Linked DNA regions of Homo sapiens: all the other regions are linked to region 2. A link is a loop called in an ENCODE intact Hi-C map of the cell type or tissue named here. Cell type or tissue: dorsolateral prefrontal cortex. All regions are shown on one strand. Links, peaks and the distances in the headings refer to the core of each region. The heading gives the core; the rest is flanking DNA. Region 1 overlaps FRMD5 (FERM domain containing 5). Region 2 has its middle 25 kb from the start of FRMD5. Region 3 overlaps FRMD5 (FERM domain containing 5). Region 4 overlaps CTDSPL2 (CTD small phosphatase like 2).

Region 1 (7,822 bases), core at 1,521-6,520, 350 kb before region 2:
GTTATACTTTATAGAGTTATATCTTCAGGCAGTGCAGGAAGGAAGGAGAATGAGTAGGGACTTTTTTTTTTTTTTATTGGTGATAAGCTTTCTAATGGAGTAATTGTTTAAATCTAGACAGCACATAAAAGAAAATTGTCTCCCTTGGGACATTCTTACACTGTAATCTGTAGTGAAAGGTACTTCTCCCACAGACTTGCCTACAGCTGTGTGGCTTCTGTAATTATGTGTGTATTATGATTGCCTCCTTCGGGATAAGCCTTTTCTGTAAGTTTGGCCTTTATGATATCTCTTAAGCTCTGAATTCCGCTTGAGTTTTTTTTTTTTTTTTTTTTTAAGATACCCAGGCTTTTGTTATGTAACTTTTAAGGAAGGAGCAGACAATTCTCATTTTTGGTTGTCAGAGACTTTGTCAGACTAGGAGAGACCACAAATGATTAGGAATTAATAGAATCTGAGTTGCTTAAGTCCTATTTTAGTATTCTGGTCTTTGAGCTTCCTTTCCACCAAGAAGATTTTGCAAGGGGAGTTCTCCAGGAAAACAGGGAGCCTTAGGGCTATGGATACAAGGATTTAAATCCTTTCAGCTAATGTACAGTACATGGGGTAGGGTGGGGGAGAAGACACACATGCCTTCTGAATCAATCTGAGAAGAGGAAATATATGCCCTCTAACTTCAGATTCCAAAAACTTCAATGTCCTATTGGGCGGTCCTTTCTGACTTAGTACATTTCCCCCTGCTTTTTAGTAGGGTGTTGATGGCTAGAAATAACAAGACAGCAGATTGTATTTTGACTTATTTGGCTGTAAATACTTGGATTTTCAAATGAAAAGGTAGAATTTATGAGGAAGATAACATTTAGTACACTTACACGGAGCTGAAGAACAAAACATTTTATGATACATTTTCCCCAAAATGGAAACTGGGCAAGAGGAAATTTATTAAAAGGGTGCTTTGCTTGTTTTACTCCATTCCATCAGCAGGTCGTAGGGGTCTGAAGAGGAAGCCTGTTCATGAGCTAAAACCAAAAGTGTGTTCAGGTGCAGAGGAGCTAGATTGTGCTAGAGGAACCCAAAGCAGAGGGAGTAGGGACTAGAGTCCTACAGGGGTGTGTGCACAGGTAGTTCTTGATAAGCTGTCAGCAGAAGGGAGGCTGCTGTGAATCGGCAGGGCCACGGGAAGCCACCCAGGTCCAGTGTTTCTTGTGCTTTTTACTCTTTGGATCACTTCAAGCAAAATCTTATGTCATAAAAACAAAAAATTCCGCTGGGGATAGGGTGCTAGATAGCATTTTTTAGGTAGTGGGTACCTCTGAAATTTGGAGGTAACATAGCCTGATTGGTGTTTAGGAGGATGATCTGGCAACAGAAATGGGAGAGTGGAGGGCAGGCAGAATTGAAAAGACAAAGATTAGGTAAGAAGCTAGCACAGTGGACCAAGCCCCCATTATCACCTCTTATCCTCATGGAATTTAGAAGACCATTTCCAATTCCGTAGCCACAGAGTGATGGTTACATAATCAGATGAGATAATGCTATAGGGATATATTTTGTAAATATGTGGTGGTGGTATCATTGTAGTTCCTTCTTAGAAAGTATTTTCTGTGCTCCCACTTACTCCAGGCTTGAGTAAGAACAGCAGACCAGAAGGTGGACAATCTGGGTTCTAGTTTGGACTCTACCACTATGTAATCTTGGGAAAATCACTTAGTCTTCTTGGTTTTCCTCATCAGAAAAATACCCAATTCACTTTAAAATTATTACATATATAGCTTCTCAGTTTTTTTTTTTTTTTTTTTTTTTGATGTGGAGTCTTGCTCTGTCACCCAGGCTGGAGTGTAGTGGTGTGATCTCAGCTCACTGCAACCTCCGCCTCCCAGGTTCAAGCGATTCTCCTACCTTAGCCTCCTGAGTAGCTGGAATTATAGGCGCCCGCCACCACACCTGGCTAATTTTTGTATTTTTAGTAGAGACGGGGGTTTCACCACGTTGGTCGGGCTGGTCTTGAACTCCTGACCTCGTGATCCTCCCGACTTGGCCTCCCAAAGGGCTGGGATTACAGGCGTGAGCCACTGTGCCTGGCCGCTTCTCAGTTTCTAACAGTATTTATCTGGGGGTAAGGACAAGGATAATAGGTGGATACAAGCAAAATAATTATGTTATATGATCCAAGTGAATAGTAGTCAGCTGTGTAAATCCCACCAGTATCCTTTTATCTATGTGTTAGTAACTTTAAGGGAGGAAAAGTAAGACAGGCTATTATTAAAGAAAGAGCCCACTCTTCCATGATATTTAAATATTTATTTAAGTTTAAAAATAATCTTCATGGCACCAATGATTTTATGCTAACTACATACTGCATATGTAGAAAAAAGTACATTGCTTTGAAGGAAAATGTAACTTAAGAGTTTTTGGCACACAGAAGGTTAACAACTATATATTTTTAAATGTATCTAAGAAATTCACATTTGCAGGTAGTTTACCCTCTACTGCTTAAAGATGCAGTATGCTATTCTTTAGTAAGAGTTTTATTTCCTGATAGATGAAGCTATGAAAACCATTGCTTTTTCTACAATGAGATAAACTAATTTTGAGAGAAAATGAGAGACATGTTAGAACACAGTATAACCAGGTTAAAAACTTGAACAATTTTTAAAGGTGGAGATATACCAAAAAAGACTAGTCACCAATCAAAGGAGGTTTATTATTCAAGCACTATTTGAAAAGCAAACTGAAGGAAACTTTTCTATCCATATTTTCTGGGATGAGCCCTGGAAAAAAACAACCCTAAAGTTTCTGTTTACAGAGCAAAATTTAGCTGTTAGAAATGGCATAGACTACTGTACTGTTAGAACTCTAGACACAAGGAACATACTAGGATATGGAATACTGCATCTGTCTCTAATGTGAATATGAAAGGTCAGAGTTGAGGCTATCACTCACTGCATAGAAACACCAGATTCTACAAACTGAGGTAGGAGCACTACACTAAAAGGTAATCTTCTATGTTGCATAAGACAGTAGATACCAGGTGGACACCAGCCCCCTGTCTCCTGACAGCCTTTTCATCTCTGGGTCTACTTTTCACGTTAGTCCTGTGCTAAATAAAGCCTTTGCTATGTAGATGACAAGTGGCAGTGGCTAGTTGATTTTAACTGACCCCTAATCTCTACTAGGATCTCCTTCGGTTTGTATTGTCACTCGATAAATAGATGTTTATAATTCTGCCTAAATTGTTGCTGGTATGAAAATGGTCAGAGAAGCCCTCTTCCCTTCTTAGATTCCAGCTGTGTTTTAGCATTCCAGTATTTGATCTTGCCCATTTGGCATCAGACATCTCTTTGCTGGTTAGTTGTTCAAGCACCCTTTAAACAAGCAACCCTAGTGCCTCCACTGGGAAGAGGTCCCAGATCTTTGATACATGTCAGGCATGGAAACAGAGCTGACTGACCCTCTTCTGCTAACATACTGGTAAGGATCAGTTTTATTGTCTAGAGCAGGATTGGCGTATTATGGCCTGTAGGCTAAATTCAGCTCACTGTTTTCATAAAGTTTTATTGGAACACAGCCATGTTCCTTCATTTACAAATTATCTGTGGCTGTTTTTGTGCTGTGATGGCAGAATTGAGCAGTTGTGACACAGTATGGCGTGCTAAACCAAAATATTTACTGTGTAGCACTTGACATAAGTTGATTGACCTCTGGTCCAGATGAAAGGATGTCTTTAAAATTATGCAAATCTCTCCCTAAGAACCCCAATTATTCCACAGTTGTCATATTGTAAACATGGACATGGTTCTACCATCTCGGGGGACAAAATAGGGGAGGTCAAGTCTACAAGTGACTTGTTCTGTTCTGCGTTTGGGGCTGTCCAATTAGGGTATCAGCAGCTGCTCTACTTTTGTGTGGGTCCAGGAATATGTCCATTGACCACCCTTAAATAAGCCCTCAAGCCCCAGATGACTTAGAAATCTCTCCCTGAGATGAAAACAGGATCTTGTGTGTGATTGGTTTTAGAGTTGAAGAGCTTGGGCCTAGGATCCCACACTCGCCCTTCATATGCCTGTGCTGCGTGCTTCGAGGACTTCCCTCTGCAAGGATGGTGATGCTTTCCTAGAACTTATGCAGAGGATGACCCTAGGGGGCAGCATTTCTACATCTAAGTGTTGGTCTCTGCCACGGTCACATTCTGTGTTTTGTAGGCATCTCTTAGAAATCTATTTTAAAAGATTCTTTTCCTGGTCCCTTCTAAGGCTGTTGATCTTGGAATTCTATTTTCTGAAGCTTTTCATTCTCAGGATCAGTTTCTTTCTTGCATCGTTTAGTTCATCAGGCTCTATTTTCTTAATCCATAAAGTAAAAACAAAATATGAATTGTTAAGAAAATAACATTTCGTTGTTAAAATATAAATTGAAATAGTCTTTGGGTCAAGGGGGTGTATATAAAATAAGCACTGCTATCCAAATCTCAACAGTCTCTCAGGTAACTTAACTCTGCTTTCTCTTAACTACACTTTGTCCAACATTTCTGACAGAACTATCTATCTCTGGTACCACTGAATTCGTTTAACGCCCCTGGAGCACTATAAAAGTCTTGAGGTTCTTCGGAAAAAAAAAATCACGTTAAGTCTAGTTTCATTATACAAAACTATGGTGATGCCCACTAGGCTCTAGACTAAGGGGACAGACTTACCCCACCCCTGATGCTGCTGTTGCTGTAGCGGTGGTCCCTTCAGATGCCCACTCTGCTCAGATTTGAAAAAACAAAAGGAAAAGAAAATCCAACTCAGACCATCATAAGAAGCAACTTTCCATTTAATCATTCTACATGGATGTTTACTTTTTTAAAAGTTCTGGCTGGCAAAAAAAACAAACAAAAAACTAAACAGTCCCCATTGTCCAGATCCCTGGCCTGCCCTGCTGAGGCTGCAGTGATGAGTCTACTGGAACCCAGTGGCACCAGCAGGAAAAGCTCCTGCAGAATACAGAGGACAGCAGCTCTCTAGTTTTCAACTAGTGTCCCCTCTGCTAGGTGATACTACTGCAATAATCAGTAATAGTAAAATAAATTATTTTTATTTGATACTTCAAAATAATATACATCTATGAAAAATCAAAATTCAAAACCAAAAATTATCCTGCAAATTGGAAAGATGAGAAACAGAGTCGCTGAGCCTTTCTTGAAATAACTTCTGAAGAAAATGAGTTTTCCCAGTTTGTTTAGACAGGGCATGAGCCTATCCCTTTCTTCTTCTGGGAAACACCCTCCTAGGCTGCAGTGGACTTTGAGTCATGAGAGGAGGACTTGGTATATGTGCCGATGGTTCCGCGATGGGTCCCATTGCTGGGAATGGGTAGCCGGGTTCCTTGGTCCACCTGGCTAGTTTTTGGGAGGAGTCATGCCTTCTCAGGTGTCAATGAGCAGGCTCACCACTGAGCGGATTTTGCAGGCAAACCATCGCCTGAGGGGACAAAAGTATTGATAGTGGAATTGTTCAAACTCGGGGGTCTGGCGGATATCACGGAAAAAGGCAATGTCAAGGTCAGACTCGGTAAGGATGATCAGGAGGAGGAGCAAAACAAAGAGGAGTCCCATGGTCACAAGGAGCAAACGGAGGACACTTAGAACAAACTTATTCACCTGTTCCTCCTCGGGCCCGCTGTGCCCCTGACACAGGGCCCTCAGCTCTCCCCCAAGGGCCTCCACCTCTGTAGCAGTTGGGGTGCTGGCTTCAGATTCCTTCTCCTCCTCAATGCTGCAGGTGGCTCCATTGATCTGCCGGGAAAGCAACATCAGCTCCAGGCTGTGCTCAGCCACAGGGGTGGGCAGCACGCTGTCTGCAGGGCTGTAGGCCTCGTCTGCAATCACAGCTACTCGCTCATTGCTATCTGTCCGGCTGCTTCTCACGTGAGGCAGGAAGGTGTCCCCATGGGAAGTGGAACGCACTGGTGTGGAATGGGCACTGTCCCGTAAGGACTCTAGGCCTAGAAAGGCAAAAGGAACATGAGTAGGCTGTGTCCCAATGCACCCTTTGCTTTCCAGTAGCACCCATTGTGTTTTATTGGGTACCATTCTGCACACCCACATGACCAGCAGCAGTAGCCACTGCACTCTATTTTGATATATCGAGAAGACGACAGGCCGGGTATGGTGGCTTACACCTGTCATCTCAGCACTTTGGGAGGCCGAGATGGGTGGATCGCTTGAGGTCAGGAGTTCCAGACCAGCCTGGCCAACGTGGTGAAACCCCATCTCAACTAAAAATACAAAAATCAGCCGGGCCTGGTGGCACATGCCTGTAATCCCAGTTACTTGGTGGGCTGAGGCAGGAGAATCGCTTGAACCCGGGAGGCGGAGGTTGCAGTGAGCTGAGATCGCACTATTACACTCCATCCTCGGCAACAGAGTGAGTAAGATTCCATCTTAAAAAAAAGAAAAAGGCTGGGCGTGGTGCCTCATGCCTGTAATCCCAGCACTTTGGGAGGCCAAGGCGGGCGGATCATGAGGTAAGGAGTTCGAGACCAGCCTGGCCAACATGGTGAAACCCCGTCTGTACTAAAAATACAAAAATCAGCCACGTGTGGTGGCGGGCATCTGTAATCCCAGCTACTCAGGAGGGGAGGCAGGAGAACTGCTTGAACTTGGGAGGCAGAGGTTATAGTTAGCAGAGATCGTGCCACTGCACTCCAGCCTGGGTGACAGAGCAAGACTCTGCCTCGGGGCGAGGAGGAAGCCAGGTGTGGTAGTGCATGCCTGTTGTCCCAGCTACTTTGTAGGGGGGCAGATTGCTTGAGCCTGGGAGGTCAAAGCTGCAGTAAACCAAGATCACACCACTGCATTCCAACCTGAGCAACAGAGAAAGACTGTCTCAAAAAAAAAAAAAAAATATATATATATATATATATATATATATATGTATGTATGAAACAAGAGAAGGCACAGAAATCACAGTGGCCATTTTAGAAGAGTTTTTCTTTGCTTTTTGCTTACGGTTTTGGCCTAGTTTGTGTGTGTTTTGAGATGGAGTCTTACTCTGTCGCCCAGGTTGGAATGCAGTGGTGCAATCTCAGCTCACTACAACTTCTGCCTCCCGGGTTCCAGCGATTCTTGTGTCTCAGCCTTCTGAGTAGCTGGGAATACAGGTGTCTGCCACCACACCCAGCTAATTTTTTTATTTTGAGTAGAGACGGGGTTTTGCCATTTTGGCCAGGCTGGTCTAGAACTCCTGGCCTCCCAAAGTGCTGGGATTATAGGTGTGAGCCACCGCACCCAGCCCCTAATTTGTTAAAGATTCTGCCTTTCTTGCCTTTGGTGTCCTGGGCCTAGTTTTTTTTTTTTTTTTTTTTTTTCTTTCAGTCTTTCATATGATTTTATTTTCTTCCTTCAACCATAATAATATGATATCCAAATTTTGTCTTAACTGCTGGGTCTGTAAACACAGGCTTATCCATCACACTTATAGGCAAGGCAAATGCTGCTTCTTGAAATGGTCCCACCATGGACCCTCTGGTCATCCAACCCAAGACGCCCCCTTGCCTGGCTTTATCTTCACTATATTGTGTGGCCACTTCATTGAATCTCATCCCAGACTTTAACTTTTCCATGGCTTCCATGATTTTGCCATGTTTTTCCCATAGAATGTGTCTGACCTTTACTGCATTGCCACCACCTTTGGGACCTTGAGCCTTCTTGTCAGCACTGTCACTCCCAGAGGCTGCACCCCCTTTCCCCGCTTTTCCAGAACCACTTTTTCCTTTGGGCGGCATCTTGGAAGCTTGTTGTTGAACTCTGAACTCTGGGCCTGGTTTTTACCCCAGTTTG
Region 2 (7,822 bases), core at 1,295-6,294:
TTCCTAATCATCCCCCCATAAATATTTAATATATAGTATATCTATTTGTGTACTATATATACAATAACATCTGTGTGTTTTGTTTTTGTTTTTTTTATTTGGGGGGCTCAAAAATCCTCCTGTCTCAGTCTCTCAAGTAGCTGGGATTGCAGGTGCAGGCCACTACACGTGGCTAATTGTCTTATTTGTTTGTTAAGGGATTAGGGCTCACTATGTTGCATGAGCCACCACACCCAGCACATCTGAGTTTTATAACATTTAAAAAAAAAAAAAAAGCCCGGGCACGGTGGCTCACGCCTGTAATCCCAGCACTTTGGGAGGCCAAGGTGGGTGGATCATTTGAGGTCAGGAGTTCGAGACCAGCCTGGCCAACATGGTGAAACCCCATCTCTACTAAAAATACAAAAAAAAAAAAAAAAAAAATCAGCTGACATGGTGGCGGGCACTTGTAATCCCAGCTTCTTGGGAGGCTGAGGCAGGAGAATTGCTTGAACCGAGGAGGTGGAGGTTGCAGTGAGCCAAGACCACGCCATTGCACTCCAGCCTGGGCAACAAGAACAAAACTCCGTCTCAAAAAAAAAAAAAGGCCAATTTTTGCCTTCCATGGGGTGAAACCTCTCCCATTGAGAATGTATGATGTAGGGTTGTGCTACAGTGACAAACAACCTTAAAAAAGCAAAAGCTTACATCTCATTCACACCACATGTGCATTGGAGGTCAGCAAAGTTGCTCTGCTCTCTCCATCATTATTTTCACTTTGGCACCCAGACTGCCAGAGCAACTTCTGTCTGGAATGTTATTGGTAACCATGGCAGAGGAAAAGCAGACCATGAAAAAGCATGCTCTGGCTCTTAAAACTTCTGCCAGAGGAACCCCCAGAGCTTCCACTCACATTTCAATGGCCAAAGCAACTCACATGGTGACATCTGAGCTCAACAGGACAGGTTATTGTGATCTTTCCACATGAAGAGGAACCAGGTATCAGTGAGCAGTCTACTAGAGCCGGCAGTCTCTCAGACATGTCCACTGTGATTAAGAGACATAAACACTCCCATTGGCCAGTAAGAGCTGATCTTCTGGTTATCGTGCACCTGGCTCCAGACCAAGGTAGGGCATAACATGGCACTGGCAATGCTATTTCCTTCTGATTTGTATGCCCATCTTTCACTTAAAATTGAGGTGGAATTAAGAGGACACAGTGGCTGGGTGTGGTGGCTCATGTCTGTAATCCCAGCACTTTGGGTGGCCGAGGCAGGCGGATCATGAGGTCAGGAGACCGAGACCATCCTGGATAACACGGTGAAACCCCGTCTCCACTAAAAATACAAAAACAAAATTAGCCGGGTGTGGTGGTTGGTGCCTATAGTCCCAGCTACTCAGGAGGCTGAGGCGGGAGAATGGCGTGAACCCGGGAGGCGGAGCTTTCAGTGAGCCGAGATCGCACCACTGCACTCCAGCCTGGGCAACAGAGCCAGACTCCGTCTCAAAAAAAAAGAAGAGAGAGAGAGAGAGAACACAGTTACGGTTCTTCTAACACTGTGACAACGAGCCCAGCACTTGCATTATTAACAAGAATGTTTTTAGTAGATTCTCCTAATTAGCTCTGGGATCACATCAGGTTTTCTTTATTGGCTTTTAACCGGGTTTCATATTTCCAGTCTGAGGTTTGGGAGTGCCCATTGACTAAATTATATAGCCTGTGCAAAATTTGTTTTAACTTCAAACCTAGAAAATGCAGGTCAACATCCTGGGTTTTTGTTGTTGTTTTTGTTTATCAATAAAAGTTCTGCCAGGACTATATAAGATGTCTAAGCCTTATGAAGGCAATAGCCAGGATTTTTCCCGTTACAAACCATGATCATTGGACATATTGCCAAGCACTGTAATCCAGAATGAAGTTTGGATACAGCACGGAAAAAAAAAGTGGAAATTCATAGTTGAAATCAGGCACATCATTTAGAAGTAGCCAGGGGTCACTAAAAGAAGTAATGCTGGCTGGTCGCAGTGGCTCACGCCTGTAATCCCAACACTTTGGGAGGCCAAGGCGGGCGGATCACGAGGTCAGGAGATCGAGACCATCCTGGCTAACACGGTGAAACCCCGTCTCTATTAAAAATACAAAAAAGTAGCCGGGCATGGTGGCAGGCGCCTGTTGTCCCAGCTACTCGGGAGGCTGAGGCAGGAGAATGGTGTGAACCAGGAAGGCAGAGCTTGCAGTGAGCTGAGATCCCGCCACTGCACTCCAGCCTGGGGGACAGAGCGAGACTCCATCTCAAAAAAAAAGAAATAATGCTTGTGGAAAGTAAAGATTTAACTTAAACTGATTGACATTATGACTCAAAGTATTTAGTATGGTATTTCTCTCCATTGTTGTAATTAGGTACAACAATTCCCATTAGTTACCAAAAGACTGTCTAAACTACAAAGTTGGTCTAAGAGCTCAGCAGCTTTTAGAAAGACTCTTGATTAGAAAAAAAAAAAAAAATGCTGGTTCTTGGTCCTGTGTTCTAGGCTCTATACCCATTACTTTGAAGGACCCCAAACAGTAGATCACATCACAATAGATCCATAATAATTAGAGACGTATCTTGCAAATTCCATAATGTGTTTCCCACATTCTTCTTTCTCTGTGGTTTGTCTGGGTTTACCTTGGGAACAAAGCTTCACTCTTAGTAACTGTCCCTCACACAAACCTTTTCTGTCATAGTCCATTCCTTGCCTCTGCTTCTGCCCCTGCCCCTATCCCTGCTGCAATGATCTCAAGGATTTGAGGAGACGAAGAGTTTTCCTTTCTACAATTCCATCACTTACTACTTTCTTCAGTTCTGTCCTCTCCTAGGTCATGGAGAAGCATATTATTGAATGTCACAGAGAAGGGTCATTCTCTCAGGATCCTAAAGATGTCACCAGTAACAAACGTTTTATTCCAGTAGATATGTGATCTCACATAGAAAGTCTAAAAAGCATTCTCCTCACCATATGTCGCTAGAATTTAATGACCAAAACAGGACCATCTGTGCTTTTTATCACCTGTTCCTGCTGGAAATCTACAAGGTTGGGAAACTCAAACATGATCTCCCCAACTCTTTTTGGGGAAGGGCACTATTGAAAGATCCAGGTCTTTTCTAGTAGCCTAGAGACTTCTGGAGCCATGAGGGATACTGTGGAAACCCTTGAATTGACTGGGTCCAGTTCATTGTAAAGAGAAAATTCTGTGCATGACACAATTGGATGCACGCTTTCTCAAAACTGACCCTAGCTGTTGCAGTTCCTCCATGGAGATAGGAAATTGATAGAAGTTTTCTGGGCGGCAACCCACTGCCCTGTGCTTCATTTGGTTCTCTCCGTCCCTAACCTATTTCCTACTGTTTATCCACACAGTTACAGCTCTATCTGGTGCAGTTCTTTGTTCACTTTTGGTTTTTCTCATGACGGGAATCTGGCTTTGACCTGGCATTTCAGTACCAGGGACTGATTCAGTCACTGGGAGAATGACTTGAATATTCATAGTCGACTCTGGCAGTCACTGTCTGGCCATGGGGAGATTGTTGAAGAGTAAGCAATACTGCCGCCTTGTGGAAGACAATAGTTATATTCTTTGTGGCAGAAATGGCAACAAAGAAAAGTAACCTCTGCTTTTTTTTTTTTTTTTTTCTTTTTTTTGGAGAGGCAGTCTCACTCTTGTCCACCAGGCTGGAGTGCAATGGCACTATCTCGACTCACTGCAACCTCTACCTCCCAGGTTCAAGCAATTCTCCTGCCTCAGCCTCCCGAGTAGCTGGGATTACAGGCAACTGCCACCACGCCCAGCTAATTTTTGTATTTTGGGTAGAGACGGGGTTTCACCATGTTGGCCAGGCTGGTCTCGAACTCGTGACCTCAGGTGATCCACCCGCGTCAGCCTCCCAAAGTGCTGGGATTACAGGCATGAGCCACCGCGCCTGGCCTTAACCTGTGCTTTTCTACTTTGTACTTTTTTGAATTGTTTGAATTTTGCCATTTGCATGAATGACTCTTATTTTAAAATAAATTTAGCCCGTTAGAAAATTAATTAAATTAAATTTCAAAAAGTGAAAAAAAATCTAGGATATTTTAATATATCCTAAAAAATATTCTATTGTTTAAGTCATTTAAAGTTTGCCCTGGCTCCACCTCTAACTATCTCTGTAAGTTTAACCATTTGAATTTTTTTCTTCATTAGTAAAATGTGGGAGGTGAATTTGATGACACTTAAATTACAATTAATGCTCTATATTGTCCCATTAAACTTTTCCCAACCTTCTTTTGTCAGGTATAGTAATCAATGTGTATGTGACTCACATAATAGAAAAATGAAAACCTTTTAGTAATGAGGTTAAATCAAAACAGGGTTATTCTAACCTGATAGTTCTTAAACATAGCTGCACATTAGAATCCATCTGGGGAGCTTTAAAAATTCCACTTTCTGATCCTCACCCCAGACCAATTATATTAGACTCTCTGGGGGTGGGTCTCGGCAATAGGCATCTTTTAAAAGCTTCTCAAATGATTCCAAAGTGCAACTAAGATTGAGAATTACTGCCAGTTAAATTATTGCCTGACCTAAAAAACATCTCCTTTACAGAGCCTAAAATTCCACTACAAAATCATTGTCACTGGGGTTAATGACTGTCCTTTCTCAACTGTAAATATGCGTAAAGATTAAATTAACCAAATGCTTTGATTCAAATTAGCTTAGTAAGAGCACTTGCTTCCTAACGCCTAGCTAAGTTGAGCCTTTTGAAGAGGTTGAAAGTTTAAACAGAGTTAGAAATGGCCGAGTGTGGTGGCTCATACCTGTAATTCCAGCACTTTAGGAGGCCAAGGTGGGCGAATCACTTGAGGTCAGGAGTTTGAGACAAGCCTGGCCAACATGGTGAAACCCTGTATCTACCAAAAATACAAAAAAATTAGCCAGATCTGGTGATGTGCACCTGTAGTCCCAGCTACTGAGGAGTCTGAGGAAGGAGAATTGCTTGAACCTGGGAGATGGAGGTTGCAGAAGGCCGAGGTCGTGCCATTACACTCCAGCCTGGGCAACAAGAGCAAAATTCTGCCTCAAAAACAAAAAACAGAGTTAGAAAAAAAGACACCTCATTTTGGAGTACACTGTGTCATGAAATACTTTCAGAGAAATAAGTTCTGAATAGACTGCAAAAAGGAAAGCAACAAGCAATTAGAAACCATCATGTGGACACCAGGAATGTGAATACAGAAGAGGATGAACCTGAACACAAAGGGGCAGGAAGGTGAACCAAAGACTAATTGCAACTACTTCAAGTTTGTCTAAAAATGTTCCTTAGTCCAATTCATAATGTAAACATTCCTAATAATATCAAGTCTTTAAGGTTGTATGGAGAAGGCGTCTAGATATGTAGAGTATCTTAGTATTTTTTCTATGTATTATTTAATTGATTAAACATTTACTGTACTTACTTGTTATTTTATGTAACATATTTAATCCTTACAGCCTCATGAAGTAAACAGTATTATCTCCATTTTATAGATAAGAAAACCGAGTAGGTTTGAAGGAAATGGGATCAACTTTGCTTTGTCACACTGAAAAGAAACTTAATCATGTCTCTATTTGGTATCTGAAAGAAGAGGTGTGTGTGTGTGTGTGTGTGTGTGTGTGTGTGTGCACGCATGTGTATCTCACAGCTGTCCTGAATAATTATGCTTCATAACTAGCTATTTTCCTTAAATATCTGCTCATCTGTTCTTTCCTTTTCTTTTTTGAGATGGAGTTTCACTCTTGTTGCTCAGGCTGGAGTGCAATGGCACGATCTTGGCTCACTGCAACCTCCGTCTCCTGGGTTCAAGCGATTCTCCTGCCTCAGCCTCCTGAGTAGCTGGGACTACAAGCATGCGCCACTATGCCCGGCTAATTTTTTATATTTTTTTAGTAGAGACAGGGTTTCACCATGTTGGCCAGGCTAGTCTCGAAATCCTGGCCTCAAGTGATCCACCTACCTCGGCCCCCCAAAGTGCTGAGATTACAGGCATGAGCCATTGCACCCGGCCATGGCCTGTTTTCTTTAATCGTGCTTATTCATACCCACACACACTTCCCATTTTGATGATAAATGGCTATCTTGAAAATTTTAAAAATTACTAAGCATAAAAGTAATCTGACACAAGATTACCAAATATTACACCTAGACAGATTTTCTAACCTCACAAAAAATTAAAAGCATAACCTGTTGTTTTATGAAGTAAGGTAAGGGAGAGATTTTATTTGCATACATTGAAACATTAGCAACCAAAGCAGGAGGCAACTAATGAGAAAGAATGAGCTTCCTTTCTTGAACTGAAAGGAATGTCATTTCCACCAGTACTTAACAAGTGACGTTTATAGAGAAGTTTCCTGTAAAATGAGACTGGCAGTAGTTTTAGTTACAGTGTTTTCTTCCTGATACAGGATCTTCAGGGACCACTAGAGAAGAAATTATTATTTGCTCTGGACTTAGTGAAACCTGGAATCACAGACCTGAGGTCACTTGGAGAAGAATGCCCAGGTATTTAAAAGTGTTTGTTCCCCCTGCTACTCAGGAGGCTGGGGCAGGAGAATCGCTTGAACCTGGGAGGCGAAGGTTGCAGTGAGCTGAGATCACGCCGCTGCACTCCAGCCTGGGTGACAGAGCGAGACTCTGTCTCAAAAAAAGAAAAGTGTTTGATCCATGGCCGGGCAGGGTGGCTCACACCTGTAATCCCAGAACTTTGGGAGGCTGAGGTGGGTGGATAACCTGAGATCAGGAGTTTGAGACCGGCCTGCCCAAGATGGCAAAACTCTGTCTCTACTAAAAATACAAAAATTAGGCCAGGCGCAGTGGCTCACACCTGTAATCCCAGCACTTTGGGAGGCTGAGGTGGGCAGATCACCTGAGGTCAGGAGTTCGAAACCAGCCAGGTCAACATGGAGAAACCCTACTGAAAAAATACAAAATTAGCTGGGCATGGTAGCACATGCCTCTAATCCCAGCTACTAGGGATGGTGAGGCAGGAGAATCTCTTGAACCTGGGAGGCGGAGGTTGCGGTGAGCCAGGATGGCGCCATTGTACTACAGCCTGGGCAAAAGAGGGAAACTCTGTCTCAAAAAAAAAAAAAAAAAAGTAGCCAGGCATGGTGGCATGTGCCTGTAATCCCAGCTACTCGGGAGGCTGAGGCAGGAGAATCGCTTGAATCTGGGAGGCGGAGTTTGCAGTGAGCTGAGATCACACCACTGCATTCCAGCCTGGGTGACAGAACGAGTCTCCATCTCAAAAAAAAAAATAAAAGTGTTTGTTCCTGATGACTGTAGTGTCTTGGAGTTTATACTTATGAGCCAATTAATTTACTTCAGTTCAAAAAACATTTATTAATGACACTGGAAACAAACACTTGTACTCGACCTTGTAGGGGATGCAAATATCTAAGGGTCTAAGTTACCACAGTCTCTTGCCTGAATAATTGCAAACAACAAATAAAACCACCTCCCACCAAAATAAACAAATAACAAACTCTTGTGTCTCAGATACATTCATATTACAGCAAACATGTGCTTTTATTTTTTTATTTTTATTTTTTTGAGACAGAGTCTCACGCTGTCGCCCAGGCTGGAGTTCAGTGGCACCATCTCAGCTCACTGCAACCTTTGCCTCCCGGGTTCAAGTGATTCTCCTGCCTATTCTGTTGGCCAGGATGGTCTCTATCTCTTGATCTGTGATCCACCCACCTCGGCCTCCAAAAGTGCTGGGATTACAGACTGGAGCCCCGCGCCAAGCCAACATGTGCTTTTACAAACATAATTCTGACCTCCTCATT
Region 3 (7,822 bases), core at 1,144-6,143, 320 kb before region 2:
GATGTTCTCAAGGTTCATAACTCCTAGGCAAGAATAAATCACCATCTTCTCACCAAGGGACCAAAGGACACTGCTTTGTCCCTATGTCACTGTGCTCATTCATTCCTGGTTTTTTTTTTTTTTTTGAGACAGAGTCTCGCTCTGTCACCCAGGCTGGAGTGCAATGGCATGATCTCAGCTCACTGCAACCTCCACTTCCCGAGTTCATGCGATTCTCCTGCCTCAGCCTCTTGAGTAGCTGGGATTACAGTCATGTGTCACCATGTCTGGCTAGCTTTTTATATTTTTAGTAGAGACAGGGTTTCATCATGTTGTCCAGGATGGTCTTGAACTCCTGACCTTGTGATCCGCCCACCTTGGCCTCCCAAAGTGCTGGGATAACAGGTGTGAGCCACTGCGCCCGGCATTCCTATTTGTTATGCGCTATACACTGTGTCTTCAAAAATTCATATGTTGACATTGTAACCCTCAGTACCTCAGAATGTGACCTTCTTTGAAGACAGGATCTTTACAGAGGTAATTAAGTTAAACTGAGGTCATTAGGATGGGCCCTAATCCAATATGACTGGTGTCTTTGGAGAAATCTGGACAGAGACATGTACAGAGGGAAGAAAGCGTGAAGACACAGGCAGATGACAGCCATCCACAGGCCAAGGAGAGGGGCCTGGAAAGGATCCTTCTCTCAAAGCCCACAGGAAGAACCAACCCTGCTGACACCTTATCTCAGATCTCCAGCCTCCAGAACTGTGAGACAATAGACTTCTGTTCTTTAAGCCACCCAGTCTGTGATACTTGTTACAGAAACCCTAGGAACTAATATACTATTCTTTTAATTTTTGCTTGAAGCTTAGTATCCCCTCTCCAGTTAGGAAGAAAAGGTTGATGTCTTCCTGTTCCTGGCTGATACTGCTTCCTTCAGATCAGCTTGCCAGTTGGTTTTACTGGTGATACTGGACCCTCTCCAGTAATGGAAAGAGAGAGGCAGAAATGTGGAGAAACTGAGGTAGAGACCAGGAGTGTCAAAGCAACAGGGACAGGAGGTAACGTGAAGGGCCACAGCCACAGAGAGAGACTGGAAGGGGCCATGGGTCTGCACAGGCCTCGGCAGTGACTGGCTGCCCCCGCTCATCTCCAAAATGCCAGATGTGCATGAGTAATTACAGAGGTTTTCTCTGGGCAGCCTCCCCGGCTGGTTCTCGTCTATCCCTCACAGGCGCATAATGGCATTAAATGTGACTCCACTGCAGTTCCGTGCAGTGACTTATGCCACTGCAGTCAATAAAACCCACTCTCGGAAAGAAACTAGATTACAGGTCAGGAAAGGGTGGGCAGGCACTGAGCCGCCTCTGATCGTTCTCTGTGGGGGGCCTTCCATATCCCTCCTCTCTTCATTTCTACCAAATTACCCATTGCGGGGCCCTAGCTTTGGATTTGTTATTTAGATTGACTTTGCCTCGGTTCCTCTGACATTGATGTGGCACCACAAAATTATGTAGCATGTGATCCAGAGGAGTTTTCAAAGCAGGCATTTTCTCTGATATCTCACTGAAAGTGCCAGCCATGTAAACGTTGAAGGGGGCCTCTGAGCGCAGGCATGGGGGCTCTTGCTCCTGATGCCTTCTAGAGGAGGAAAGGTCATGCAGTCTCCAACCAGGGGGTCTTACCTTACATGGGTGAGGATCCACTCCATATGTTTCCAATGTCTGTGCTTTTCTTAAGAAGTTCAGCTCTGATGTTGCTGGTGTTTGACCACTGGAATAAAGAAGATGAGATGATTTCAAGGTGTCTTGTTCCCACAGGTTCCCCTGAGGTAAACTCTCTATGAAGATGTGCTTAGGATGAGCCACACATCTCAGTTTGTCTAGGGTGTGCTCCCTGCTTGGTTCTAGGACCAACTTCGAGACTCCTGCTAGAGTCTCTGACTGTCTTCAAACGTTTTCAGAGTGAGGCAGGCTACATAATGAATTACTTGGGCTGAGTGTAAACAATGGGGAGTGGTGGGGACTGTGGCAGCACCATCTTAACTCTGAGATTCCCATCACTGAGAATGCAGGGCCCACTACTTGGGAGGCTGAGGTGGGAGGTGGGAGGATTGCTTGAGCCCAGGAGTGCGAGGTTTCAGTGAGCTATGGTCACAGCCCTACACTCCACCCTGAGTGACAGAATGAGACCCTGTCTCAAAAAAAAAAAAAAAAGAATGCAAGGCTTAGCTAGATATTGTGATTTTAAAAGAAAAGTCAGAGATACTGATTTTTATGTGGTATTTCACAATTTAAAATACTATGGGGTAAAACAAAATACATCTGTAGGCTGGAAGCAGGTCATAGGCTTCTCATATGTGATCTGTTCTAGACTGAAATATAAAGAAGGGGCTCATATAGCTTGCTGGTGCCACCCAGCCCTCTTCCTTTGCCAAAAGGAAACACAGGAAATTAGGGTGAGGAGAGGCAGGAGACAGTGCTGAGCTCCCATGCTCCACAACAGCTGTCTGTCCATAGGGTGATGACCAGGAAAATGAAAGATGCTGAAAAAGGCAGAGATCAGCTCCGGCTCCAGGCCATCTGAAGGGGCCTTTGGCATCACCCCTTCCCACTGCCTCTTTAGCAGGTGTGTTGATGGGCTCATTGCAGACCCAGTGGCAGAATAACCATCAGGCTCTTGCCTGGGTCCAGAGCCCTGCAAAGCAGATATACTTCTACAGATACAGGTTTGGCTTCAGTGAGGAGGGGTGGGCAGCTTGTGAAGTCAACATCTCTGATGGCTGGTGGACAGGACTGCACGTTGCTCGTTTCTAAGCTTATCATTTGCCTCAGGTGATATGGCCAGGCAGGAAGATAAGCTGACCCCAGGCCAGATTCCCCCTAGTGTCCCTCTGGAGAGGCATTAGTCAGGCAGCACCTTTATGTGCCAGCCTCTGTGCTACTTGCTGGAAAATATATGAAGAAACACAGTATACAGTCTGTGCTCTCAAAAGCCCATATCACAGTTGCATAAAGGAAGCATGGATGTATTTTTACATTATGAAGACGAGGCAGGACCTATGGAAAAAGTACCTGTGGAAGGGGGTATTGCTGTGAATAAAGACTTCTGCATCCACTAGTGTACCTGAGGCACAGGGAAGGTAAGTTAGGAAAATATCTGTGTGGCAAGCAAAGGGCTGGCTAGAGCACAGCTTCCCTTTCCAGGGAGTGTCCTCTGTCTGCAGGGGGAGTGGGCCCTGTGGGCTCCATTTACCCTTGGAGTTGGCCCAAACCTCCAGGGTCCTCAAAGCGGGCATCATTTCCTGGGGGATCCCCTGCTTTGAACTAGGTTTCTGGAGGGCTGTCCCTACTATTCTGATGTCTCCTAAAGCCCTCCAGGCAGTTCCAGCACATCCCTGATCTCTTTGAAGGAACCATGAGGCCCCTGCCCCCAACACCACAGGCCCGTGTTTATTCTGATTTTTACCACAAGGGGTCGCTATTCCCTAACAGAGTGACTTGAGGAGCCATGGGGTCCTGCACCTGGGAAGGCACACCGAGGGAGAGGGGCGGGAAGCATCTAAGATTCCATTTGTTCGGTGTCGCCATTCCGCTGGGAGGGTCAGGAACCCCTCCTGCCACAAGGCATGGGCAGAGGGGTCTGTTTACAAAGGCTAAGGAGGCTTTGGGTTATATTTGTTGGTAAAATCATTGAGTGAAGGGTTTCTGGGGGGCCTGTGGTCGGGGAAGGAACAAGTTGAAGCTTAGTATTAGCATTAGAAATATCCAGCTCTGCTCCCTGTTGCCAGGCATAGTCTTTCCTCGGAACAGTAGATACACAAACCTTTTAAAATATTTTTTTAAAGCTGTAATGTATTATAATGACAACATAACTTTTTTTTATTTTTAATTTTTTGAGACAGGGTCTCGCTCTGTGGCCCAGGCTGGCATGGAGTGGTGCAATTCCAGCTCACTGCAACCTCCACCTCCCAGGTTCAAGTAATTCTCATGCCTCAGACTCCTGAGTAGCTGGGATACAAGCGTGTGCCACCACATCTGGCTTTTTTATTTATTTACTTTCATTTTTAGTAGAGACAGGGTTTTCGCCATGTTGCCCAGGCTGGTCTCGAACTTCTGACCTCAGGTGATCTGCCCTCCTCCGCCTCCCAAAGTGCTGGGATTACAGGTGTGAGCCACTGCGCTTGGCCAACACTGCATTCTATATCCTTTTTCCTCATAGTTTGTCAGTTTGGGGAATCTGTGCCGTAACCAAATGGAGCCCAAACACCCTATTGTTGCTTTTTAAAATCAGGCTTTGTAGAAAATCCTACTTCATGTGGGTGAAAAGCTGCATTAATGCTGTTTTATGGTATTCAGCATATTCTGGGCAAAGTAAGAGAAGCTGAGAAAGATGAGGCTCCAAACTTGAAGCCACGTCTCCTCCACTTCTCTCTGTGCAAAGTCGGGGACTCCAGGTAGGGTATGGGGGGGGCCTGAGTCAGGCGGGGCTGAGGACATACTTCTGAACCAGAGTGCTCCCAAGGCACCCTCAGCATTTATGAATCAGCCCTGCGCACTCCATCCTCCACTGAGAAGCCACCTGTCACACTGTCACAGACTAAGAGCAGAAGCCTGCCCTTTTTCACATCCTCACTCAACCTCTCCTTTTTTTTTTTTTTTTTTTGAGATGGAGTCTCGCTCTGTCACCCAGGCTAGAGTGCAATGGCGCAACCTCAGCTCACTGCAACCTCTGCCTCCTGGGTTCAAGCGATTCTCCCGCCTCAGCCTCCGGAGTAGTTGGGATTACAGGCACCTGCCATCATGCCTGGCTAATTTTTGTATTTTTAGTAGAGATGGGTTTTCACCATGTTGGCCAGGCTGGTCTTGAACTCCTGGCCTCACGTGATCCACCTGCCTCGACCTCCCAAAGTGCTGGGATTACAGCCGTAAGCCACCGCGCCTGGCCTTTTTCTTTCATCTTTTTTATCTTATGCAATTTCCTTTATCTTTTCCTTTTCCCCAGTTCATGCTTTCCTCTGTATCTTCATTAAATATCATAGTGAGGCAGATGCCTTTCAAAGGCCAATCCCTCTCTGTTTCCCCTATAACACAACTTCTCCCTTGTCTTTAAGCTTCAGGCTAAATCGCTTTTCTTGGAGAGGGAGCCTACAGGGCTTGTGGCTGTGACTTGTGCTGTCAGTGTATCACTGACAATGGTACATCCGCGGTCAGGAAGGCTGGGGAGCATCACTCTGTGTCAGTAAACAGTCTGCGAGAACAGAGGACACGGCGTGGAGCCTGCGTGCTCAGGCTGTGGAGAAGCCACAATGTTCTGGGCCTGATTAAGTGCCACGTACCTCAGTTCCGTCTTGTGAATCTCAGCAATTTTCCTTTCCAGCTTCTCTGAATGTTTAGGGAAAAACTGGAACTTGGAGCTGTAGCCTTCAGGGTGTTTCCCTGAGTCATAATCCCCAATCTCCGCTTTCAAAAGGAAGGTGGAAGAAAACAATTGTGGAGACAGGTAAATCATCATTGACAAAGCAACAAGAGATTAGCACACAGAGCAAAAGCCAAAATACACATCAGATTTATAAGAAACAGTGGATTCTGAGCACGGCTGTGGGCTGGGCAGAGGGCAGGCCCTTCAGGAGCATGTCCACCTTTGTTTTTCCAGGTGCACACACTGGGTTGGCATTCAAGTCTATGCAGAGAGACAGAGAGCTGACCTTGTGTTCTGAGGTCACCACAAGTAAATTTACAATGAAAGAGCAGAGGCCTGCACTATGGTCCTCATCCATTCCGCCATGAGAAGATGGTCTGGGAGCAATGGTCTTTGTGGCAGCACAGGAAGTGGTGAGCTTGATCAGAAAGGGAGATCCTCTTGGGCCTCAGCCAGATCATAAGTCTAAATCCTAGTTTGAGGATGTTAGCAGGGACACAGTAAATTGATGAATGAGCTGCGATCCAAATTCAGAACTCAACCCTCAGTTCAAATCAAATCAAATTAATAAATTTGAATAAATATTCATTAAGGGCTGACCAGGTGCCAGGTTCCTTCGAGAGGCCTACAGAGTGGGAAGCCTGGCTGTAACTAGAAAGTATCGTTGAGTTCAGAAGCATCAAGTTCTTTTTTTTTGTTTGTTTGTTTTTAGACGGAGTCTCACTCTGTAGCCCAGGCTGGAGTGCAGTGGTGCGATCTTGGCTCACTGCAAGCTCCGACTCCTGGGTTCACGCCATTCTCCTGCCTCAGCCTCCCGCGTAGCTGGGACTACAGGCGCCTGCCACCTCGCCCGGCTGATTTTTTGTATTTTTAGTAGAGACGGGGTTTCACCGTGTTAGCCAGGATGGTCTCGATCTCCTGACCTCGTGATCCGCCCGCCTTGGCCTCCCAAAGTGCTGGGATTACAGGCGTGAGCCACCGCACCCGGCCGAGAAGCATCAAGTTCTAAGGCTCATTTCTCAAGTCCCTGCCAGGTGTGAGCCTTTCTCCTCCAGCTATTCAGAGAGAGTTTATCTCTAAACCTGGTAAGATCTCAGGGCAGTAAACTTTAGGAGGGCAGAAGACCCACGGTACTTTCCACACCCAGGTCAGAATCCAGCTTTTTCCACGTGAAGCTCTCCACAGGGAGGATGGTGGGTAGGACAAAAGAAAGAGGAGGGGCCAGCTACTCTGTGGGTGCCCTTTTTCCTTCCCAGGTGAGAGCCACAACCACTTCAGATGTGAAGTCTTGAGGGAGGAGAAATATTAAGAGGAAAAGGTGCCCTCCTCCCATGGCTGAATATTGTACTTGGGACTTGTACTTTTTCACTACAAACCTACTCACTGTATCTTCCAAATTACTTGGGAACTTCTACTGTTAGCAAGAGACCCAAGTCTGAAGTCTGGGGTGACCTTGAGCCTTGCAGTCTTTTTTCTTTTGAGACAGGGTCTCACTGTCATGCACGCTGGAGTGCAGTGGCATGATCATAGCTCACTGTAGCCTCGACCTCCTGGACTGAAGTGATCCGCCCACCTCAGCCTATAGCTGAGACTACAGGTGCACACCCCAGGCCTAGCTTTTTTTTTTTTTTTTGAGACAGAGTCTGGCTCTGTCACCAGGCTGGAGTGCAGTAGCGCGATCTCAGCTCACTGCAGACTCCGCCTCCCAGGTTGAAGCTTCCCAAGTAGCTGGGACTACAGGCATGTGCCACCACGCCCAGCTAATTTTTGTATTTTTAGGAGAGACGGGGTTTCACCATGTTGGCCAGGATGGCTTCGATCTCTTGACCTCATGATCTGCCTGTCTCGGCCTCCCAAAGTTCTGGGGTTACAGGCGTGAGCCACCGTGCCAGGCCTAATTTTTAAATTTTTTGTAGAGATGGGGTTTCACTCTGTTGCCCAGGCTGGTCTCGAACTCCTGGGCTCAAGTGATCTTCCACCTCGGCCTTCCAAAGTGCTGGGATAACAGTTGTGAGCCACTGTGCCTGGCCCAGAGTCATTTATATTGATTTTATTTAGAAAGTTCCAAATGGAAAACATCAATGTTGGACGTCAAGTACTTTTTTGAAGGAAAATGAATGATTGGGTAAAACTGTAGAAAAGACTAGAGTTTAAGACTCGACTTAGGTCAGGCCAGGCTTTCTCTTTAAAAATAAAAGGGGCACTCAGGAGTTCAAGATCAGCCTGGGCAATGTGGTGAAACCCCATCTCTACAAAAAAATTAAAAATTTAGTTGGGTGTGATGGTGCACACTTGTGGTTCCAGCTACTTGGGAGGCTGAGGTGGGAGGATCACTTGAACCCAGGAGGTGGAGGTTGCAGTGAGCCGAGATCACACCACTGCACTCTGGCCTAGGGGACAGAGCCAGATCCTGTCTCAAAAA
Region 4 (7,822 bases), core at 1,959-6,958, 280 kb after region 2:
TGGTAGCTCATGCCTGTAATCCTAGAACTTTGGGAGGCCGAACTTTTGGCCGATCACTTGAAGCCAGGAGTTTGAGACCAGCCTGACCAACATGGCAAAACCCATTCTCTACTAGAAATTCAAAAATTAGCTGGGCATGGTGATACACACCTGTAATCTCAGCTACTCTGGAGGCTGAGGCACAAGAATCACTAGAACCCAGGAGACGGAGGTTGCAGTGAGCTGAGATCATATCACTGTGCTCCAGCCTGGGCAACAGGGCAAGATTCTGTCTCAGAAAAAAAAATGATATTTTAGGGTACCAGAAAAGCTTTGAAAACAATGATCTCCTATCATTTGCTAACCAAATTTAATATATAGTCACATTTCCCCTCTGCCTCTTGATTTCTTATTAATTTTGCATTTTTAAAATCTGTTTACTTTTTTTAAGGCTAGTAAAGTGAAGCCCTGGGATTGAGGAAGGAACTAATTTCTTGATATTAGTAAAAATGTATCTCATGTCATATTGGAAAATATTTTATTATTAAGCATTTGTTACTGGAACCCTATAATTGGTACCCTATATTTGGAGATGTGGTTTAGCTCTCATAGAAAATTTATCTTAGCCAGGCACAGTGGCTCATGCCTGTAATTCCAGCACTTTGGGAGGCTCCATTCAGCCCAGGAATTTGAGACCAGCCTAGACAACATAGTGAGACCCACGTCTCTACAAAAAATGAATGAGCCTGGTGTTGCAAGCGTGTAGTCCCAGCTACTCGGGAGGCCGAGAGAGGAGGATCCCTTGAGGCCAGGAGTTTGAGGCGGCAGTGAGCTACAATTGTGCCACTGCATTGCAGCCTGGGCAACAAAGTGAGATCTCATTTCAATTTTAAAAGGAAGGAAAGAAAATTTATCTAGGTCAGGCACAGTGGCTCACGCTTGTAATCCCAGCACTTTGGGAGGCCAAGGCGGGCAGATACTTGAGTCCAGGAGTTTGAGACCAGCCTGACCAATATAGTGAAACCCCATCTCCACTAAAAATACAAAAATTAGCCGGGCGTGGTGGTGGGCGCCTGTAATTTCAGCTGCTTGGGAGGCTGAGGCAGGAGAATCACTTGATCCCGGGAAGTGGAGGTTGCAGTGAACCTAGATCATCTGGTGCTGAGTAAAATTACATGAAACGTAATTTGTGAGATACTAAAACATCTACTTAAAGTAAGATGCTTTATAAAAAGTTGGAGGATAAGGAGTTAAATGAACAGAGTATATATTTTTAATAATTAGATTCTACACTTACATTTGCTGATTGTAAAAAAGTAGCATGCATGTGGGTTTAACTGAAAGTTGGCAACTGCAGAACTCAAAGCCTTGCTTCTCAAACTTGAGCATGTGTCAGAATCCGAAGGGCTTCTAAAAACAGACATTGTTGCCAGGCACGGTGGCTCACTTCTGTAATCCCAGCACTTTGGGAGGCCAAGGCATGTTCCTGAGGTCAGGAGTTCGAGACCAGCCTGACCAACATGGTGAAACCCTGTCTCTACTAAAAATACAAAAATTAGCCAGACGTGATTGCTGGCGCCTGTAATCCCAGCTACTCAGGAGGCTGAGGCAGGAGAATCGTTTGAACCCAGGAGGTGGAGGTTGCGGTGAGCTGAGATCGCACCACTGCACTCCAGCCTGAGAGCGAGACTCTGTCTCAAAAAATAAAAATAAAAAAAACACAGAGATTGCTGAGACCCATCCCCTCCCCTGAGTTTCTGATCATCAGAAGTGAGGTTAACATTTGCATTTCTAACTAGTTCTCAAATGATGTTTATTCTGCTTGCTAGTCCAGGAGCTATACCTGAGAACTAGTGACTTTAGAAACTCCTACCCCAAATTGCTGTGCCACATATAGTAATATATTATAAATGTAAAATTCAACATATGAATGGGTGCTTTAGTGTTTTGGTGATTAAGGATAAAAGTATCCTTTGAAGTTTCTTTTACTATCTTGTTTCATTCAATTTCTGTTTTTTATTTTAAGGATGAAACACTAGTGCATTGTAGTCTAAATGAGCTAGAAGATGCAGCACTTACTTTTCCAGTCCTTTTCCAAGATGTCATTTATCAGGTAATTAAAATTTTTTTGATGATTTTTGGCCTGATAGGTAACATTCTGATAAAAAAAACTTTTGTATTTTTTTTGTGTGTATGTGACATTAAATGTGTTTTTCTGTAGAAGTATAATGGATTTCATCAACATTTTAATGATTTATTAACAAAATTAGCATCATGCTAGATATTACATAAAACAACATTAATTTGTTACTCCAAAAATGCTAACTTTCTTACCTTGAGATCTCAGCTAGTTTCATAATCTGTTTGCCAGCAGGTGGAGGCAGGAGCACTGACATCATAGATCCTCAAGAGGAACTTGCCAGGTTAACTCCTGGTGTTTTTGTTTTTGTTTTCCAAAAATCCAATTAATACAAAGAAAACTCATTCCTTGTTGATCATTTTATTTCCTATAGTAGTAATGTGGTCTGTGAAAATTACACTTTAGTACATCTCTTTTATAATTAATCTTAGAATTCCAGGACACTCTTCTAGTTATTGTTTTACTTAGGGCATTTTAGTTTGAGCATTTCTCTCTCATCTGTGCTGATGGACAGGTAACAGTGCAAAATACAAATATCATTAACATTTCACTGTGGATTATGTGTGCTGGCCATAGTTTTTACTTTAAGGTTTTTCCATTATTATAAGATTGAGTTAATAATATAAGTGAATACACTTTGAAAATTGCAAAGTACGTTTCTGTTTTGGAGGTTGTTATTTAACTAGCATTATTTGCATTATATAATAGTTGAAAGATTGGGAATCGAAAAGTTTGTTGTCTGTCAAGAGGGAGCCAGCCTAAAGATTAACTTAGTAAAGTCACAGAGTGCTTGCCATGTGGATGATGAAAATGTGTTTGGTTGTTTATGTGCTCTTAAAGGCAGTTAGAATGTGGTTATAGTTTTCTTGGCAGATAATAGTTGATGTCTCACAGAAACCGTGAAATTTAAGAGTTAAATAGAAGTTTGTGGTTCATGGCTACTTTAACCTACTTTGTCTAGTAATGAGTTGTAAGAGGATTTATTTTAGTTGTCAGTTCTAGTTTTAACCTAGGGTAGGTATTGTAGCTATGGCAATAAATATTTGAATACTGAATTCACTTTTTATGTAAGCTGATTTTAGTCCTGATGTATAATCGGGGGTAAGCAAAATGTACATAAAATTAAAAGATTTAAAGATTTTTCTGTTCCCTTTCAAAACTGATGATTATTTGGTTTAAGGCAAGTATTTTTCTTAAGACCTTTTTTATCAAATTTGTTGTTCTTGTTTAGTGGACTTTAAGGACAGGAGTCCTTGTGGCAGATGTAAATAGTATAGTGATATCTTAGTTTTCTCTTTTAAGCTCGATAACCTTGTTGGGGTTTTTCTTTGTTTTTTGCTTTTGGGTGTTTTTCGTGATTGCATTTGAAAAAAATGGCTTTAAGGCTTTGAATTTGGAAAGGAAAGCTATTAATTGAAAAATATAGATAAACAATGATTTTGAGATGACTTCTTAAGCTTCTAGGTTTGAAATTGAAATTTATTTCTTACAGATGGTTTTTGTTCTGTTTATGTAATTCTTAGTAGTGAATAAGAAACTTAAGTAGGTAAATTTGATTCTTCCCTTTCATGAGCGTTTCTCTTCAGTATGATCATAAAATTGAATTTTTTTCTTACTGCTTCTACCATTTCTGCTTTAACTCTCTTTTTAAAGTTCTTATTATTTCATGTGGATCTGGATAGTTGTCTTATTTTGAATAAAAAGCTTCTAGCAGCATATATGACTAATTAAAATACTGTATGTATGTACTGCATCTACCTCTGTGGAATTCAGACAACTCTTTTTCTTATGTATTCTGAGTTACACTTTCTGAAACTGAAAAATAAATGATCTAGCCTAAATGAGAGCACAGAGCAGGTAGTTTGAACCTTATAAGCTATAGAGATGATTGCACTTTAATACGATTTAGTTACCATATCACAGACAGAGTTTAGTTACTTTTTAGTAAATTTTTGAGGATATCCGTAGTTAATATTGGGTACATTCCCTTGGATTTCTTATTTTGGCATAGCCATTCTGTCTTTTAAAAAATAAATGAAGAAATCTTTGGGTTAGGGTTCCCCCAGTTTTCAGACCAGCAAGCTCCCTTTAAACAGGGAATGATGTCTTTTAAACTTTCAGTGGTGTTGTCTCCATCTACTGGCAAAGAAGAAATATACACAAGGGTCTGAGATGATCTAAGAGATATTGGAGAAACCACATTATTAGGTAAGATGTAACTTAAATCTTTAACCACTGTACTATGATGTGGCCCACTTAAAGGTAGAAATCTGTAAAGTACTGCATATACTCTTATTTTTTAAAAAATTTATTGAGGTGAAATTTACATGACAAAATTAACCATTTTTAAATGAACAGTTCCATAGCGTGTATCTGTATTATTCTTGAATGTTAGTTTTATAGCATTTACATATATATGTATATATATTTTATATGTAAAGATCAAATTTTTCATCTGAAAGCCAGATGGAGTGTCCTCTTGGGACTTATTTTACGTTTTTTTTCTTTCTGTGGTATATTTGTTATGGTTGACCTATAACTAATTTTAACTCTACATGTTATTTCTGTTTCATTTCAAAATAATTTAATTGTATTATATATGTTTTAATAATTGTCTATATCAGGGGTTGGCAACCTTTTTCTATAAAGGGCCAGTTGTAAATATTTTAGGTTTTGTGGTCCCTGTCATGACTGCTTTTTGTGCTATTGCAGCATGAAAGTAGCCATGGACAATACATAAATGAAAAAGCATGACTGTGTCCCAGTACAACGTTATATACAAAAATCAGTGGCAGGCTGCATTTGGCCACCATAGTTTGCTGATTCCTGGTCTAATAATTATGAGAGTATATACAGTAAATTTACATATTCAAATTGTAAGTAGAAGTAAGTAATCAAATGTTCATCAAAATTCTTGTAAATGTATGTAGAAAATTTAAATTAGATCCACAGTAATCTGGTTGTGGGCCTTTAAAGTTTTTTTAAAATCAAAGTTTGAGGGAACTTTGAGGTGGCCACTACTCACATTTAAAGATTGCCTGACTTAATGATACGTACTCTTCTTTTGGTTGATATGTAGGAATAAACTTGGTTAATGCAAGTCTTAGAATTTGTAAGCAGGTAGATTATTGTAAATTAGTACCTTGAGGTGTAATTTGAATTTCATTTCTCTAGGGGATTAAAAAAAAACCTGAAAGATCTATCTCAAATTAAAATTTGATGTATGTTACTACTGACACTATGTGGACTAGACAGAGTATAGTTTGTATATGGATAAAAAGTCATTTGAAAGAACCGACTTGTTAAACGTGAGGAAATGGCACTCATATAGGCAAAATTACAGGCTTTTTGTTTGAATGGGTCTATTTTTCTTAAATTGGTTTTTTTTTTACATTGTTTTATAATCAGTTATTAAGAAAACATGTATTCATAAAATGGTACAAATGCATTTGATATCTGGAAAAACAAGTGCATGATCACTTTTATTGCACATGTTTAATCTTTATATTTAGCCTATATTGGCACTTTGTCAGGAAATCCATCTCGTGGTGTTACTCAGTTAAGAGGTCTCCACTGTATTTAGTTTCTGTTCCTGCAGATCCACCAATTCAAGACTCTAGGTCATCTCACTCCCTCTTCCATCCCGAAGATGACTTCTATCCACAAGCAGGAGTGAATCAAAAGACATTTTTCACTTAGCTCTTGAGCTGAACCACCTCCTCAATGACCTTCCTCTGTCTCCATCAAGAACTGGAGCTCAGTTTTTTGAAGATGTAATAGAACTACTCAGCCCAAATGTGGCTGATTGAAGACAAAAAGAAGATACCTCATATGTTTCACCACAGTGCAGCCAAACGTAACTGTGTTGTCCAACTCCTCATTCTGTAAAGCTTGGCAGGGGCATCTGATTTTTGACTCTGTTCACCAATAAGACTTTAGCCAGTCAGTGGCTTTCTGAAGATCAGTAAAATCAACAAACTTTGGGTCAGCTGTCCAGAAATCAGATTGTGGTAAGCACTCAAGGACAGATAGGATCCCTGTAGGGAGCTACTTGTAAAAGATGCTTTGTTTTATTAGTAGAGGTTGCTTTTATGGGAAAAGTTGGGGGAAGAGGTGGATGGGGAAGGCCACGGTTAGCAAAGCTTACCCGCGTCCCCATTCTTTCAGTTTTCTTGGGAATCTTACAGCTTAGGATAATTTTCATATCACAGAACAAGAGAAGTAGAACCAGGTGCAGTGGCTCACGCCTGTAATCCCAGCACTTTGGGAGGCGGAGATGGGCAGATCACCTGAGGCCAGGAGTTCAGGACCACCCTGGCCAACATGGCAAAACCCTATCTCCACAAAAAAATAAAAAAAATTAGCCGGGCGTGGTGGCAGGTGCCTGTAATCCCAGCTACTCAGGAGGCTGAGGCAGGAAAATCACTTGAACCCAGGAGGCGGAGGTTGCAGTGAGCCAAGATTGCGCCACTGCACTCCAGCCTGGGCGACAAAGCGAGTCTCCATCTCAAAAAAGAAAAGAAAGAACAAGAGAAGTAGAGGGTCAGTTGCTTCTGTCTCCTCTTTACAGTCTTTTCTAGAAAAGTCAGCTTTATTTTTGCTTCATGAAGGAAAGAAACCAATCATTTAAATTTATAATTTTGTAGTAAATACCTAATTTTTTTCTCAAGTTCTGGCTTAAATTGATACTAACCAACATGCACATTGTTCTTGAGATTCATCTACAAAAGTAGCCTAAAAAAAACTTTTGAGGCCGGGGCAGTGGCTTGCTTGTAATCCCTGCACTGGGAGGCTGAGGTGAGAGGAATGCTTGAGCCTGGGAGTTTGAGACCGGCCTGGGCAAGATAGTGTGAGATCCTGTCCCTTCCAAAAAAAAAAAATTAGCCGGGCATGGTGGGGAGCACCTATAGTCCCAGCTACTCGATAGGCTGAGGCAGGAGGATTGCTTGAGCCAGGAGGCTGAGAAATCAGACAACCATTTCAGGGTCATAGTTGCATAGTATAGAGGATAAAACTAATATTTTAGCTTGTAGGGAACAATAATTCAATAATTAATTGTAGATGAATATTAAAAATACTACTTTAGAATAATTTTAAAGTCACTTTCCCATCCTTATTAGTATGTTTAGTTATTGGTACTAATTTTTTCATCATAATTATTCATTATTAATTGGCTAAAAAAAGGAAAAGATACAAATGAAACCAATAGTTCTCTATTTCTCAAAAATATGGAAAAATATATTTTATGGGGATTCTTTGTCTAAAATGTATCTTTCAAAATTAGGAGCAATTCATTAAAATAAAATAGAGGCCAGGTGTGGTGGCTCATGCCTGTAATGATAGCACTTTGGGAGCCCTAGGTGGGTGGATGGCTTGAGCTCAGGAGTTCAAGACCAGCCTGGGCAATGTAGTGAGACCTTGTCTCCACAAAAAATGCAAAAATAGGTGGCACACACCTCTAGTCCCAGCTACTTGGGAAGCTGAGGTGGGAAGATCACCGGAACCCCGAGAGCTTCAGGCCCTAGTGAGCTGTGATCACGCCACTGCACTCCACCCTGGGTGACAGAGAGCCAGTCTCAAAAAGAAAAAAAAGAAGGAGAAAAAACATACGGGCCAGCCATGGTGGCTCACACCTCTAATCCCAGCACTTTGGGAGGCTGAGGCAGGTGGATCACCTGAGGTCAGAGAGTTCGAGACCAGCCT

What was found. A loop is a pair of places that touch in the nucleus more often than their neighbours do. Peaks named below come from ENCODE experiments on the same cell type or tissue, not always from the same donor. Only the 100,000 strongest peaks of a DNase experiment are listed, where the experiment ranks them.
Region 1: it touches region 2 in a loop (4-fold over the local background); 20 of 110 quality-filtered maps call a loop at or near these places.
Region 3: a loop joins it to region 2, with 4 times the contacts of the local background. A loop is called at or near these places in 70 of 110 quality-filtered maps.
Region 4: a loop joins it to region 2, with 2.9 times the contacts of the local background. A loop is called at or near these places in 20 of 110 quality-filtered maps.

The regions. Positions count from the first base shown.
Region 1 is chr15:43,868,478-43,876,299 of GRCh38, forward strand. FRMD5 (FERM domain containing 5) reads right to left here. Exons shown (of 14, transcript NM_032892.5): 14 at 2,287-5,985. The coding sequence ends at 5,408. It also overlaps the pseudogene PIN4P1. Among named protein-coding and RNA genes, the nearest start is that of WDR76, 45 kb to the left of the region's middle. In dorsolateral prefrontal cortex, for the core only: CTCF peaks have their summits at 4,156 (motif pointing right) and 4,365; a DNase peak (open chromatin) is centred at 4,114; H3K27ac peaks cover 2,729 bases.
Region 2 is chr15:44,216,311-44,224,132 of GRCh38, forward strand. No RefSeq gene overlaps it. Among named protein-coding and RNA genes, the nearest start is that of FRMD5, 25 kb to the left of the region's middle. In dorsolateral prefrontal cortex, for the core only: CTCF peaks have their summits at 3,567 (motif pointing left) and 3,769; DNase peaks (open chromatin) are centred at 3,521 and 3,913; H3K4me3 peaks cover 736 bases; H3K27ac peaks cover 1,681 bases.
Region 3 is chr15:43,900,511-43,908,332 of GRCh38, forward strand. FRMD5 (FERM domain containing 5) reads right to left here. Exons shown (of 14, transcript NM_032892.5): 6 at 5,318-5,441; 7 at 1,665-1,752. Among named protein-coding and RNA genes, the nearest start is that of WDR76, 77 kb to the left of the region's middle. In dorsolateral prefrontal cortex, for the core only: CTCF peaks have their summits at 3,465 (motif pointing right) and 3,665; a DNase peak (open chromatin) is centred at 3,461; H3K27ac peaks cover 4,152 bases.
Region 4 is chr15:44,497,722-44,505,543 of GRCh38, forward strand. CTDSPL2 (CTD small phosphatase like 2) reads left to right here. Exons shown (of 13, transcript NM_016396.3): 8 at 2,006-2,092. Among named protein-coding and RNA genes, the nearest start is that of EIF3J-DT, 35 kb to the right of the region's middle. In dorsolateral prefrontal cortex, for the core only: a CTCF peak has its summit at 4,257 (motif pointing left); no DNase peak of the experiment used is centred there.